Linked DNA regions of Mus musculus: region 1 is linked to region 2. Evidence: chromatin loops called from intact Hi-C (ENCODE). Cell type or tissue: heart. All regions are shown on one strand.

Evidence for each region. Hi-C counts contacts between places; a loop is a spot of excess contacts. Peaks named below come from ENCODE experiments on the same cell type or tissue, not always from the same donor. Only the 100,000 strongest peaks of a DNase experiment are listed, where the experiment ranks them.
Region 1: it touches region 2 in a loop (1.9-fold over the local background); 6 of 42 quality-filtered maps call a loop at or near these places.

What each region holds. Positions count from the first base shown.
Region 1 is chr15:12,051,422-12,059,421 of GRCm38, reverse strand. No RefSeq gene overlaps it. Among named protein-coding and RNA genes, the nearest start is that of Gm34759, 25 kb to the left of the region's middle. In heart, no CTCF peak of the experiment used is centred here; a DNase peak (open chromatin) is centred at 4,381.
Region 2 is chr15:11,987,423-11,995,422 of GRCm38, reverse strand. Sub1 (SUB1 homolog, transcriptional regulator) reads left to right here. Exons shown (of 5, transcript NM_011294.3): 2 at 1,562-1,634; 3 at 4,342-4,464. The coding sequence starts at 1,563. Among named protein-coding and RNA genes, the nearest start is that of Sub1, 4.6 kb to the left of the region's middle. In heart, a CTCF peak has its summit at 3,543 (motif pointing left); no DNase peak of the experiment used is centred here; H3K4me3 peaks cover 1,526 bases; H3K27ac peaks cover 445 bases.

The sequences.
Region 1 (8,000 bases), 64 kb before region 2:
TTTAAGTCAGTGGGGTTTACAGATAGCCACAGAAAAGGTCCAAATTTCTGATACAGGACAATTCTTGGGCTCTGTGGTGTCCCCAGATAAGATTGTGCCCCAAAAGGTAGAGATAAGAAGAGATCACCTCCATACCTTAAATGATTTTCAAAAGCTGTTGGGAGATATTAATTGGCTTAGACCTTTTTTAAAGATTCCTTCCGCTGAGTTAAGGCCTTTGTTTAGTATTTTAGAAGGAGATCCTCATATCTCCTCCCCTAGGACTCTTACTCTAGCTGCTAACCAGGCCTTACAAAAGGTGGAAAAGGCCTTACAGAATGCACAATTACAACGTATTGAGGATTCGCAGCCTTTCAGTTTGTGTGTCTTTAAGACAGCACAATTGCCAACTGCAGTTTTGTGGCAGAATGGGCCATTGTTGTGGATCCATCCAAACGTATCCCCAGCTAAAATAATAGATTGGTATCCTGATGCAATTGCACAGCTTGCCCTTAAAGGCCTAAAAGCAGCAATCACCCACTTTGGGCAAAGTCCATATCTTTTAATTGTACCTTATACCGCTGCACAGGTTCAAACCTTGGCAGCCACATCTAATGATTGGGCAGTTTTAGTTACCTCCTTTTCAGGAAAAATAGATAACCATTATCCAAAACATCCAATCTTACAGTTTGCCCAAAATCAATCTGTTGTGTTTCCACAAATAACAGTAAGAAACCCACTTAAAAATGGGATTGTGGTATATACTGATGGATCAAAAACTGGCATAGGTGCCTATGTGGCTAATGGTAAAGTGGTATCCAAACAGTATAATGAAAATTCACCTCAAGTGGTAGAATGTTTAGTGGTCTTAGAAGTTTTAAAAACCTTTTTAAAACCCCTTAATATTGTGTCAGATTCCTATTATGTGGTTAATGCAGTAAATCTTTTAGAAGTGGCTGGAGTGATTAAGCCTTCCAGTAGAGTTGCCAATATTTTTCAGCAGATACAATTAGTTTTGTTATCTAGAAGATCTCCTGTTTATATTACTCATGTTAGAGCCCATTCAGGCCTACCTGGCCCCATGGCTCTGGGAAATGATTTGGCAGATAAGGCCACTAAAGTGGTGGCTGCTGCCCTATCATCCCCGGTAGAGGCTGCAAGAAATTTTCATAACAATTTTCATGTGACGGCTGAAACATTACGCAGTCGTTTCTCCTTGACAAGAAAAGAAGCCCGTGACATTGTTACTCAATGTCAAAGCTGCTGTGAGTTCTTGCCAGTTCCTCATGTGGGAATTAACCCACGCGGTATTCGACCTCTACAGGTCTGGCAAATGGATGTTACACATGTTTCTTCCTTTGGAAAACTTCAATATCTCCATGTGTCCATTGACACATGTTCTGGCATCATGTTTGCTTCTCCGTTAACTGGAGAAAAAGCCTCACATGTGATTCAACATTGTCTTGAGGCATGGAGTGCTTGGGGGAAACCCAGACTCCTTAAGACTGATAATGGACCAGCTTATACGTCTCAAAAATTCCAACAGTTCTGCCGTCAGATGGACGTGACCCACCTGACTGGACTTCCATACAACCCTCAAGGACAGGGTATTGTTGAGCGTGCGCATCGCACCCTCAAAACCTATCTTATAAAACAGAAGAGGGGAACTTTTGAGGAGACTGTACCCCGAGCACCAAGAGTGTCTGTGTCTATGGCACTCTTTACACTCAATTTTTTAAATATTGATGCTCATGGCCATACTGCGGCTGAACGTCATTGTTCAGAGCCAGATAGGCCCAATGAGATGGTTAAATGGAAAAATGTCCTTGATAATAAATGGTATGGCCCGGATCCTATTTTGATAAGATCCAGGGGAGCTATCTGTGTTTTCCCACAGAATGAAGACAACCCATTTTGGGTACCAGAAAGACTCACCCGAAAAATCCAGACTGACCAAGGGAATACTAATGTCCCTCGTCTTGGTGATGTCCAGGGCGTCAATAATAAAGAGAGAGCAGCGTTGGGGGATAATGTCGACATTTCCACTCCCAATGACGGTGATGTATTATGCTCAAGTATTCTCCTGCTTTTTTACCACTAACTAGGAACTGGGTTTGGCCTTAATTCAGACAGCCTTGGCTCTGTCTGGACAGGTCCAGACGACTGACACCATTAACACTTTGTCAGCCTCAGTGACTACAGTCATAGATGAACAGGCCTCAGCTAATGTCAAGATACAGAGAGGCCTCATGCTGGTTAATCAACTCATAGATCTTGTCCAGAAACAACTAGATGTATTATGGCAAATAACTCAGCTGGGATGTGAACAAAAGTTTCCGGGATTGTGTGTTACTTCCATTCAGTATGTTAAATTTACTAGGGCAGCTAATTTGTCAAAAAGTCTTTTTCAGTATATGTTACAGAATTGGATGGCTGAATTTGAACAGATCCTTCGGGAATTGAGACTTCAGGTCAACTCCACGCGCTTGGACCTGTCCCTGACCAAAGGATTACCCAATTGGATCTCCTCAGCATTTTCTTTCTTTAAAAAATGGGTGGGATTAATATTATTTGGAGATACACTTTGCTGTGGATTAGTGTTGCTTCTTTGATTGGTCTGTAAGCTTAAGGCCCAAACTAGGAGAGACAAGGTGGTTATTGCCCAGGCGCTTGCAGGACTAGAACATGGAGCTCCCCCTGATATATGGTTATCTATGCTTAGGCAATAGGTCGCTGGCCACTCAGCTCTTATATCCCACGAGGCTAGTCTCATTGCACGGGATAGAGTGAGTGTGCTTCAGCAGCCCGAGAGAGTTGCAAGGCTAAGCACTGCAATGGAAAGGCTCTGCGGCATATATGAGCCTATTCTAGGGAGACATGTCATCTTTCATGAAGGTTCAGTGTCCTAGTTCCCTTCCCCCAGGCAAAACGACACGGGAGCAGGTCAGGGTCGCTCTGGGTAAAAGCCTGTAAGCCTAAGAGCTAATCCTGTACATGGCTCCTTTACCTACACACTGGGGATTTGACCTCTATCTCCACTCTCATTAATATGGGTGGCCTATTTGCTCTTATTAAAAGGATAGGGGGAGATGTTGGGAGCCGCGCCCACATTCGCCGTTACAAGATGGCGCTGACAGCTGTGTTCTAAGTGGTAAACAAATAATCTGCGCATGTGCCAAGGGTATCTTATGACTACTTGTGCTCTGCCTTCCCCGTGACGTCAACTCGGCCGATGGGCTGCAGCCAATCAGGGAGTGACACGTCCGAGGCGAAGGAGAATGCTCCTTAAGAGGGACGGGGTTTCGTTTTTTCTCTCTCTTGCTTTTCTCTCTCTCTTGCTTCGCTCTCTTGCTTCTCTCTCTTGCTTCTCTCTCTTGCTTCGCTCTCTCTTGCTTCTTGCTCTCTTGCTGCTTACACTCTGGCTCCTGAAGATGTAAGAATAAAGCTTTGCCGCAGAAGATTCTGGTCTGTGGTGTTCTTCCTGGCCGGTCGTGAGAACGCGTCTAATAACAATGCAGTAGCGCATTGATGGCAGGATAGCCCCACCTACTTGCCATCTGACTGCCCCGTGTGCACATCAAGGAACCTGCAGGCAGAGACCTCCCCACTGTCACAGGGGCTTAGCTCAGCTTAGTCCCCACTGCTGAGACTGCTAGCTGTCTGTCTGCCCATTTGAACATCGGGACATGCCATCAGTCTGTTGGCTCCTCTGAACCCCATCTTCCCTTTGGCTTCTGCAGCTTCCGTAGTCTGGCAGGTTGCTTTAGCATCTCTCCGAGTGCCTCTCAATGCTGACTCCACAGCAGACCTCCAGTGAGGTTAGCTATCTGACCCCCAACAGAGACTCTTTAGCCCTCCCTGACTCCCACCTCTCAGGCTCCAGATCAGTGGTTCTGAGCCTTCCCAATACTGTGAACCTTTAATACAGTTCCTCGTGGTGTGTGTGGTGACCTCCAACCCTAAAATTATTTTTTATTTCTACTTCACAGCTGTAATTTTGCTATTGTTAGGAATAGAGATGTAAATATCTAATATGCAGGATTATCAGATATGTGTGACCTCCGTGAAAGAGTTGTTTGACTTTTGAGAGGGTCATGACCCACAGGTTGAGAAACACTATTTTGGTGGGCTCTTTCACTCCCTATGGAAATTCTTTAAACACACACACACACCTATCTATATATTTTATTGATAAGCATGCATATATTATTGCAAGATGTGTAACGAGTGATCTAAAAGTTACTATTAACAGTTAAAGTTGGACTTACAGAACATGTGTTTGCCTTGGCCAGATATCAAGAAAGTTGGGATTACTTTGCAAATTGCTGCCAAGAAACCAATGCAGCCCATGAGAGTATTGTTATTCAATAGATTCTGACATGGAACGAGACCAATATGTGCATCTGTTTTTGACATAGTCTGCTCATGGCACTGATTCCATTTCCTGACATTGTTGAAGAGCTACGCAAACCTTAAAGCCAACATCTTCAGATTCTTTGTTTCTACTTTATCCCCCCAGTGCTAACTGCTGGAGATTGAATTAGGATCTCATGCAGGCTATAAGGTTTTTTTGTTATATAGCATAAATATCGTCACATGAAGACACCCCACATGAGGACACCCACCCCATCCCCATTCTGGGCCTCACACATACTAGGCAAACAATCTACCACTGAGCTACATGCCCTGTCCCCCAAATGCATATTGTCATTAGAGCTGAACCCAGTCAGAAGGTGCTCGATCTGCACCCCAATGCCTGGAGTAAGAAGAGGCTTCCAATGGCAGGTGACTCATTTTCTTTTCCTGCCTTTTCAAAGAACAGTTCTCACTTTTGCTTTGGTCAAATGATGGCACGTTGTGGACTTGTTGTGAGAGGCCAAACCTACTCCATCTTGGGACCGGCCTCCATCTTAAAGGGGGAAAAAAAAAAAAGCCTGAGAACTTGACCTGCAGCAGAACCCGAGCTATACCCAAGTACCAGGGAGGACTCCACGGCTTGTCCTTGGCCCATACCCTAGAGTTACTCCCTAAGTATTTCTTAGCAACAGTTAATCAAAGACTAGTCTGGTTGTTTCAGATGTACTTTTAGACGGTTTGTGATTGTATATGGTCTTGCTTCAGAGCACCCACCTGTTGGCTTATAGTCATTCTATTCGATGCTTGCCAGACCAGACACCCCCTCACTTGTTCCTGTTTTCCTATAAAAACTTGTCCTGCTGAGGGTTTGAGGCTGCTCCACCTTCCCTTCCTGTCCTGCTGTGTCAGGTTTGGGTTGGGGGAGAGCCCAAGCCTGAGCTTGTGATAAACAGACCCTAATGCTATTACATTGGAGACGGCTCCTTGGTGGTCTTTGAGGTTCACAGATGCTTTCTGGCACAACAGTTGCTAGAATGATTTTTAAGTTGGCTAAGCAAGGAGTGTTGAACTATGAATGCTGAGGGTTTATTTCATTTATAAATAACTGTATTGGACCACAGAAAGTGAACACTATTAATTCTCCCTGTGGTGAAGTCAAGGAAAAGTGTCTGGAGGACGCGACATTTGGACCAGAGGTGACGGCTGGGGAGAGGGTGTAGTATGGACCCAAGTCCTCTGGGGGCTTCTGGGACCTGAAGGATGATTCATCCAGAGAAAAGGGCATGGGCACCAGCCCAAGGGCATGCTAGTTTGATGTCTCTTGGTATGTGTTACAGTTTGGTATGCTGACCCAGTGTCAATGTGGGTTCAACGGAGCCAAGACATAAAACATGTCGGGAGGAACCAGATTCTCTTACAATGGAAAGCAAAGTAAAGACCGCCTTGAACTTGTGCAGGTCCTGTGCACGCTCTCTGTGGTTCATACGTGCGTCAGCCAGATTGTGTCTGCAAGCCTCTGGCTCCCTTGCAGCCACTTACCACTTCTGGCTCTCACAATCTTTCCTCTTCATCTCTTCTTCTGTATTGATCCCTGAGCCCTGAGTGGAGAGGTTTGATGATGGCATTCCATTAGGGCTGGGTGCTCCAAAGTCTCTCATTCTTTGACATGTCCAGTGAGGGTCTCTGTGTTAATTACCATCTTCTGCAAGAAGAAGCCTCTTATTGATGTGGGTGTGAGGAACTGTAGATGCCAAGAATCTAGACAGAGGCCAGGGCAGAGGGAAGAAAGAGGGTTTAGCGCGGGATGGGAAAGGTGAAGGAATACAAACAGAATGAAAATGAGAGGTCCAATACTAGGATCAGAAGGGCTCAGGTGGGCTGAGGAGCCAGGAGATACAGGAGAGGAGGAGGTGCACACAGGGTCTTAAATAAGAAAACAAAGAACAAAATGCAGTGGGTTCTAAGGTAACACAAATGTCCATCAAAATGCTTGACTTCAGGCCCAAGAGTTGGCTCAGTGATTAAGAGCATGCAGTGCTCTTGCAGAAAATTCAGGTTCTGTTCCCAGCAGGGCTGCTCACAACTGACTGCCACCTTGGATCCGGGGACTCCTGTGCCCTCTTCTGCTCTCTTCTGGCCTTGTAAGCACTGCACTCATGTGCACGGATACACCCAGAAGTGCACATATAGACACATAATAAAAACTAAAATCTTTTAAAGAATGCCAGGGTTTTCATTTTAACAGAACTTTGGGGGAAAGAGTCTTTCCTAGTTTTAGTGTAGTTCCATAGACTATCCAGCTTAAAAAAAAACTTGAATATGTTTTTGTTCCCTTCTCAATTGCTTATCTGTGGGAAGTTAGATTTTCTTCACCTAATTCAAACAAAACAACAAATGAAACAGATCCAGTGAAGAGCTGACATGAAAATCCAGCTTTCTCATAGTCCAATCGATATAAGAAAGATTCCCTAAGATAGAAAACAAAGTCACTCTTACGTTTTGTTTTGAAAAAGTGTTTTTATTAAAATGCCATCTATGTTAACATGTAAGAGGGCACGACTCTTTCAGTTCCACTTAAAAGGAATGAAGAAATATTTGTAAAGTGATTCAATGCTAAGTTTGAATATAGTGTCAGCAAATTTGCTCCAGCCACACACAGAAGCCCACTGAGCCGCAAAAGGTTCTAAGACCAAAAAGTAGGGAAGTCGTGGTCATGTGAATGGGAGTTCTGCCTGCATATCTGTGTCCACACTGGCTGGAGAAACAAAAGTAAGCAGCCAGACCCACCGCAGTCAGACTAACTACAGCCAGCCAAAGCTTCAGGTTTGGTGAACAGAGGCTTGATTTGAGGCACCATGATAGTCACAGCCCCTCAGTTCACAGGCCTGAGGTTGGAAGGACACCAACCAAATTCATGCAGCAAAGACCTATATGGTGTCCACTGGTGTGATCTGAAACCTCATTTTTGGCTTTCAGAAATATAGGGACCATTCACTCTGGTAACTGTGTATTGGAATGTGGGAACAGGAAGAGACATAAACCCTTCAGGAAGTGAAAATACTGCATCTGCAATGCCAGAAGATTCCTACATTGGCTGGGGTGGGTCTAATGGCTACCAGACGAGAAGCAGCGTTTAACCTGGCTCTGTATATAATAGGCTCAGTAGTTAGCATGGAGTTGGAACCAACAGTCTGAGCAATTGGCATACCCCCACTGGCTGGCTGACCCTGGCGGCACACACCTGGAACCCTTAGCACTTGGGTGGGTGAAGCTATTGCAAGACTCTGTCTCAAAAGAAAACGAAAGCAGAGAACTGAATACATTTTCTCTAGAGAAACTTCACAACTAGCTAGGAAGTACCTGAAAAACCGCTCAGCATCGTTATTGACCAGGGAACTATACTCAAAGTAGGATACTGTTCCATGGCTGGAAGGATTTAAAAAATAAAAATGATAGTCAATGGTGAAAGGTGGCCTGCATGTGGAAAAGTAAAATCCTTCCACATTGTTGAAGGAAACATATGGGTAAATGATACAGGCACTTGCAAACATAGAATGGCAGTTCCTCAAAAAAGCTTAACACAGAGTCACCACCATATGATTGCTAGGTATATACCCAGCAGACCTGCAAGCACATGTCTCACAAAGACTCACACGTGAAGGTTC
Region 2 (8,000 bases):
GCTTCCTGGCCGCGACCCCCACGGTGCCACGCGCCGGCTCGCCCTCGAGAGCCTCGCACTCTGGGATGTTTTCAGTATTCCCCAGCCCCGGGCACCGACTGGTCGGTCTATAAACTACGGTCACCCCTTTTAGTTACCTTTTGCTCGAATTACGAAGCCCCCCGCCCCCCGGCCTCCAAGAAACCACCCCAGTAAAGCCTCATTAAAGTTAAAAGTCCAAGTGTAGGGAACGGGGCTGGCTTTAGTTCCCAGTAACAAACATTGTTTTCTTATTGGGTAGATTTAGGTTAGATAATGACGTGGTTCTTTGAAGTAATTTTAGTTCCCCAGACAGCTTTTCGTAATGGGAGATAGATATGGCTGGCTGTTTGCAAGCGAAAGATTTGTTTATGTGCAATTCCCTCTCAAAAAACAGGCTTTGTGTAGTTGTGTGACCGAGCTAGCTTGGGAAACTTGATTTTGGAGGTCGGGTTGTGAAATGGAGCAGTAAGAGGAAAAGCGAAGGGACTGGTTAGGAGCCTTCTCCCTCCTGAGTTTAGGTATTACCTCTAACGGACTGGCCAGTTGTGTAGAGTCGTGGGCAGGATTTGGGTAGCTCACTTTTGCCTTGACCTCCTATTTTGCACATTGAATGCCAGTTTGGTCTTTAGAGAGCTGGGTTATAATTTTTTTGATGTAGGAGGTAGGAATTGATGTATCTTTCTTGAGCATTTACAGAATCTTGTGTTTTTTAGGACCTTTAAGCCATGTAGAAGTTAGTAAGTTTATTTAGATGGAGAGAGCAGAAGATAGTTTGGTAAATAGCTTTTGCTACCTGGTTTTACCATTTGGTGTAAGTATCTTGAAAAGTAGTTAGGACCTGCCTAAGGACTTCTTGAAATGTGGGTTAGACGAGTTGTCTGCCCTTTGTTTTATGCAGTAAATAAACAGCAGGCTCTGCACTGTGTGCCTGTCTGGTGAGTTTTGCCTTGCACATAAAGCCTTCACATTTTATATATTTCCCTAAGTAGAAAATCAGTGCAAAATTATTGTGAATTGTGTATAACATTGTGAACTCCGATTGTTGCCTGTTGTTTTGATAGTGTGGCCACAAAGTAAAAACTAGTGTATACAGAACATGTAAAAGATGATTTATAAGGGCAAAATTAATTAGGTATTATGCTTACATGGGCAAGCTGTTTATGTTGGAGCTGGTCCCCTCAATGTGAGTGGAATTATGTACATTTCTCTTGATTTTACGGTCATTATTCTCAGCTGCTTTCTTGTAGTCTACCCACAAACTTTATAACCTGTCTAAAAATCAGTTGTTAAAAAGGCCCATTGACTTTGAGAAGGGTGAAGGAATGTGCACATGGCTTTTATTTCTTTTTTCTGACTGGGTTCAGAATAATTGGCTGTGCTTGTTGTTTGCAATTTAGACATGTGTTCTGTGTAACGACTCCAGTACCACAAAAAGGCAGAATGAGCTGTGGAAGTTAATTTTTTCTTTTGGTCTGGGAGAGCTAAGATGAAGGTACTAAAACACCTTGTAAATTATTCATGTGATGTCTTTTTCTTTCAGAATGCCTAAATCAAAGGAACTTGTTTCTTCAAGCTCTTCAGGCAGTGATTCGGACAGCGAAGTTGAAAAAAAGGTAACTTTTACTCTACCAAGTTCTTTTATAGAACAAAATGTATGGTGCATTAATTGCTCTATAATGCTGACATTGAGTTTTGAAGGGAAAGGCCTGTCAGTCTTTTAAAGTAGGTTTTGCTATGCATCCTAGACTTCTCCAAACACCTGGGATTTCCCTGGGGGGTGGGGGTGGGTGGGACGCTGGGATGGTGTTACCAATGCTGGGCTCAGAATGTGAGAGAATCTACAAGGGTAATTTTGTAAAGATAAATGACTGATGGATTCCTTGAGTAGAATATTAGATTCTAGTCTCATCTGCAGGACTTACATCAGATTTAAGAGGTCTTTGTGTTGTACTTGGGGTTCAGCCTGGCAGCCCAGTGCATCCTAGGCAAGTACTTGCTATATCTTTAGCCTTCTTCTTACTTTTTATTTGCAACAGGGTCTCAGTAAGTTGTTGGGCTGACCTTGTACTTTTGTCCTTCTGCCTCACCCTCAGGATTAGGGACCCAGCTCAGACTAAGCAAGTCCTCCATTGAGCACCTCTAGTAACCAAGAGTCAACAGAAATGCTTCATTAGACTCTAGAGCACTAGAATTCTAATGAGACCAAAGACACTACTTATCATTATTTAGAAATTCGTGTCATTCAAAAATCCAGTTGATCTAGCCTGCTGTGGCGCCTCGTGTGAGTTTGATCTCTGTTCTTCCACATGGTAGGAGAAGAGACCCCATTATACCAAGTTTGTCCTGTAACCTCATGTACCCACATACAGGCACCACACGTGCAACAAATACAAACTGATGGTAATAACATTTCCAAAGCTCTGTCTGACCTACAGGTATAAGTCACTATTGGGCTGCATGGATTTTTGAATGAAAACATTAATGTTGATAGTTTCTCAGTCATTGCTCCTCTTCAAATTACTGAATTTTAGTTTTGGTACATTTTAACTTTAAAAGTTATTTGCTTTTAGTAAATAAAGTCATCCAACACAGCAAATACAAAATTACCCATTTTGTCAGAATAAGCTTTTTCTGTGTTAGGTGATCGTTGTTTTGTCAACTTCATTCCACTCAATTGATCACAGCAGTGAAGTGTGACAGAGCTGTTCACCTTGTGGTCAAGACTTCCTTCCACACCGCTGTGTCTTAATAGAAATTTATGTCTGAATAGACATTCATATCCTAGAAATTGAACACATTGTATTCACCCTTATTTGTTTACTTGCTTTGTTGAAAATAAGTAATTAATGCACCTGTGGTTTACAAAGTGTAAAAGCAGCAGGCAAAGCTAGTTTTATAGTTCACTTGGTAGAGTGCTAGTCTAGCACTCAGGAAGTCCCAGGTTTGATCCCCTAGCCATGGGAACGGAAGCAGGAGGGTCAGAAGTTCAAGGTCACCTGGGATAATGGGGACCCTGTTTTATTTATTTAAAGCAGCAACCCCCCCTCTTCTTAAAATTTTTTTTAAAAAAATTTTTGTTATTGTTTAGGTTTTGTTTGTTTTTTTGGCCTCTGTACTCCCTAAGAAAAGGGAGCTCTATAGGAAAACTTAGGAAAGTTGGAGCCTATAAATGTACAGATAGACTGTAGTATCATTTATAATTTTGAAATAAGGCTTCAAACATCATATATAGCTGTACTTGAAGTCTTTTCAGAACTTGTAGAGTGTAGCCTCTAAGAGTGAGTGTCACTGACACTGAGGTTACTTGCTGCGTGCACCACTCAGAGGATTGTGTTTTGCTTAGCTGACTGTGTAGCTTGTCTCACAGTACTATTAATTCTGTAAACATTTACATTAGGTGCTTCCATAGTTTTCATTTCATAGCATATTATTGCCCTAGCCTCAACAAATTTAATATACGTTTAGTAATATTAAACTAGTTTGTCCTTTCCACTAAGAAGGAACATGCCTGCCCTCTACTGTTTGGGCTGGAAACTTAACATGGGTTTTTAAAAATTCTTATTTTTTTAACTTTTCGCTCATTTTGAGAATGAGGTCATATGCAATTTTTTTATACTAGTGCTAATTCTAAAATATGGGGTTGAGTACACTAGTCTTACTACTGTCCATCATCAATTCTTAGTGCTGAAGAAGTTTTTGAGTTGTTGATTTTCAGTGCCTGGTATAAGATAGTAACTTCCTTTACCTAGGCATGCTTTTTTATTTTTTCCTCCTAAGAGTTAAATTATGTAGCCCTGACTGGCCTGGAGCTTGCTATGTAGTCCAGGCTGGAAGCATACATTCTTGAGAAAGTACAGATACCTTTTGGAATAGACAAAGAATTAGTAAGTAGTCAGTTTTAGTCATAAATATGTTGGTTTTGTTTGTTTTTTTGTTTGATCTTCAGCTTTCCTGCCTCAACCTTAGTCAGGGTTACAGGATATACCAGTATACTTTGTTTTTAAAAACTTAAAATAATAAGAGGAAAGCTTCTGGTGGATTTGTGGTTTCCAAAAGTTTATACAGAAGTTATAGGCTGCTTGTCTTTCTCTTTCCAGAGAGTAGTGTGTGGGTTCTAGTTCACAAGATCACTGTTTTAACATCTGAGGAATCTTTGGGGATTTTGAGAGTAGAGTGTAAAAATACTATCATTAGTTATGTGAAGACTAGATTCATAGTTAAAAAATTTTAATGTACATATTTTTCATAAGTCAAAAATTTGAGTAACTTTTTAATGAAGTGTTTTGAACTTCACAAGTGTGTGTTCTTGCCTGTTTTAAGTTAAAGAGGAAAAAGCAAGCGGTTCCAGAGAAGCCCGTGAAGAAGCAGAAGCCTGGTGAGACTTCTAGAGCACTGGCATCCTCCAAGCAGAGCAGCAGCAGCAGAGATGACAACATGTTCCAGGTAGAGTCGGAGGGCACTGAGTCCAGTGGACAGATCCTGATCTGAGCACACCAGTCTTCCCTTGTATAGTCCTCTTGACCAGAGTAGAAAGTGAGGGTAATTTGTTCAATTCTGGGCTATTGGTAAAAGCCCAGTAGAAGTCTAGTTTTACTATATTTAAATGATACAAATCCAAAGGTCACAGAAAGCCAAAAAAAGATTTAGAACTATATATTTGGGAAGCAAATTTGAGTAAGTAGGATGAGTATTTGACTGGAAAGTGTAAATTTGATAGTATTTGAGAGAAATGGCATAACTTAGGCTTCATAAGAAACAGAAGGCTGGGGACAATAGTGTATGGGTACAGACAATGCTGGGATAGCGTGTTTAGACCAGGAGTCTGAGCTTAAGGAAAGGGGCATCGGAGAGAATAGATGGAGTGAGATGGGAACCCCAGGGAGGGCTGCTGGGTGTCTTGGCTTTATTAAAGTGTTTGTAGCAATTCAGTATTTGCTTCACTGCAAACACTGATCGGTGAGATGAGGCATTGTAAGTAAATAATGCTGTGAGATTATGGAGGCAGTTATATAGACTTTCATTTGTATTGATAAGGGAGAGAGTGATGATTACAAAGACGGTGATGAAGAAAGACCAGCTGTAAGGTAGACCTGCCAGCAAATGTGGCCACTGAGGATCTCCTGTAGCGCCTGGGGGGCTTGGCTGGGAATTATTCTTGTTGGCTTTTACACGTGCTCGACCAAATAGCCAACCACCAAAGAACACAAACCAAAGAGAGGAGGCGATAGCAGCTTATGAGAGATTTGCAAATGAATGATGAGAGGAGAAAGGATGTAAGTAGATAAAGTGGTGAAAGAAAACTAAAAGTAGTAGAAGAAAGAAATAGACAAAAAGAAAATGTAGATTAATTATTTAGTTATAGGTTTCAGTTCTTCGACTTCAGTATAGTTTCGGGGCAAAGGTTGGTTTGATAGAGAATATAGGTGAAGGTATGTGATGAGGAATGTAAAAGAATGCTGTTATTGCTTCAAATGGATATTAAGTTGGATGCTTACAGTGCTCTATTTCATTCAGGCTTTGCCAGGTCCTAGTAATCCATGTGGAATGTGATCTGTAACCTTGTGGAATTTAAGGGAACCATGATTACATACGCATAGTAAAAATGACAATGGGTCCTGAGAAGTAGTGAACAGATTGAGAGAGTAGGCATGAGAATCTCATTAAAAAGATAAGGCACCTAAATCTTAAAACGTGATCGGTGCGGTGTGTGGACAAAGGGAGCATTTTCAAGAGCAGGAAATTGAGTTAATACCTTGAAGTGGGAAGGAGCTCGGGTTGTGTATGAACTACAGAGCCTGTGTGGTTGAAGCCTGGGAAGTCTTGCTGATATCAGAAGTCTGGTGGAGATCTTCCAGGGCTATTTGACTTAAGTACAGCGAGTAACTGGGGCAGGATAAATATATAATTGACTAGAGTATTTTGTAGTGTTTGTAAAGAAGGGCTTTGGAATATCCAGTTTCATAACTGTATCTTGGCTTTCTTTTACCATCATGCTGTGCGCTTTCCTTTCTACCTCTGGCCTGATGGGGTGGGGGGAGTCTGAATTGAGGGTCTTTTTGTTTGTTTTGTTTTTAATAGCCCTAGCTTACTTGGAAGTCACTATATAGAATAGGCTAATTTGAGTTTTTAGCAATCCTCCTGCCTCTCCTCAAGAGCAGAGGCTGTAGACATGTATTACCATGACTTTTAAAAGTTGTTTTTTGGTAGAGATTTTTGAGAAATGGGGTCTATTTTTAGGGGATGACTTTTTTTTTCTCACTAGGAAAAAAAGAGCTTTGGTTCATTTTTTGTTGGGTTTCTTGAGACAAGGTTTTTTTGTATGGCTCTGGCTGCACAACAGAGCTAGTTTTAGACCCACAGAGATCCACCTGTAGCGTACACCTACAGTTTTGCCTTTTATGAAGACTTTTGTCTCAGTCAGTGTTCTGTTGCTGTGAAGAGGCACTATACAACTCTTAGAAAAACATTTTCTTGGAGCTGGCTTACAGTTCAGTGGTTTAGTCCCTTGTCACCATGGCAAGAAGCGTGGTGGCAGGTAGGCAAATGACTTGCTGGAGAGTAGCTGAATTCCACGGGCAGCCGGAATGGAGAGACACTGAGTGTGGCTTGAGCTTCTGAAACCTCAAAGTTCACTCTCACTTCCTCCAAAAAGACTGCACCTACTCTGACAAGGCCAGGTGTCCTAATCCTTTAAAATAATGCCTCTCCTTAAGAGCCTAAGGAGGCCATTTTCATTCACATCACAACAGCGGCCCTTCCTTTGAATACTTTGGATCTTTCCTAAATAACTTGGTGAGTTTATTAAATGCATGCCCTATTTTTGGGCTGCATTCTTAATTCTTGTCCTATGTCTGTCTGCTTTAGTACACACTTTCCTTACATGTACTGAATCTAGAAAGTGGGGACATTCAAAAACCACATAGTTTGTGTTAAGCCACCAGTATAAATAAGGTTTTTTATTTATTTTTTAAAAATGACAGGGTCTCGGTATGTAGGCCTGTCTCTTAGCTACAGTTTTTGTTGCTGTAAAAGACACTGATCATGGCAACTCTATGTGTAAAGGAAAACTTTTAATTGGGGCTGGCTTTTATAGTTTCAGAGGTTTTATAGTCTTCAGAGGAAGAGCTGAGAGTTCTGTATCTTAATCTGAAGGCAGCAAAAGCTACTGTGAGCCACACTGGGCATAGTTTGAGTATGAGACCTCAACGCCCACCCCCTACAAGTGTGTACAGTGTTGTAAGATACTTGATCACACTGTGAACCCTGAGATTGTATTTACTGGAAAAACCTGTTTTTAGTTGTGTGGCTCAGCCTTAGCACATACCTTTAGTCAAAGCACTTGCTGCTTGAATATTGTAAACAGGATTAAACAAAGTCAACCATAGGTCAAGAGGCAGAGCAAGTGACAGGAAGTGAGCATAGGATCATTAAGAAACGTAGAGGACAAGAGGAGTCAGGAGGACAGAAATGCACAGGAAGGAGAAGGAGGGACATTGAGTTTGAAGGAATTTGTTTGACATGGCGTGAGAGAGAGGGCATTCTGGTGGGACTTGGGCTAAGGAGGAAGGTTAGTCAGCTGGGTGCTTTCTCTGCCTCTCTGAGCTAGCAATTTTCCACCCCAGCACCTGGCTCCCAAGACTTCATTGGTAAAATCAAATAAATGATTGTGATTTTGTTTTGTGTGTTTTGCTTTTTTTTTTTTTTTTTAAACCAACAACAGTACACACTTCCTCCAATAAGGTCATATGAACTCTAACAAGGCCACACTCCCCAATAGTTGCAGTCCTGTGGGCCAACCATTCCAGCTCATTGGTAGCTAGCTGTTTCTGTTCAGCCAGCACACCCTTGGTAGCCTGGAGCTTGCTATGTGTAAACCAAGCTAACCTTGAACACAGCTGCCTGTTGCTGCCTTCTGAGGTGTTTTACTTTTTGATTTCTCTGAGTTTACTGCATTAGGCTGTAGGCATTTCATTTAGGTT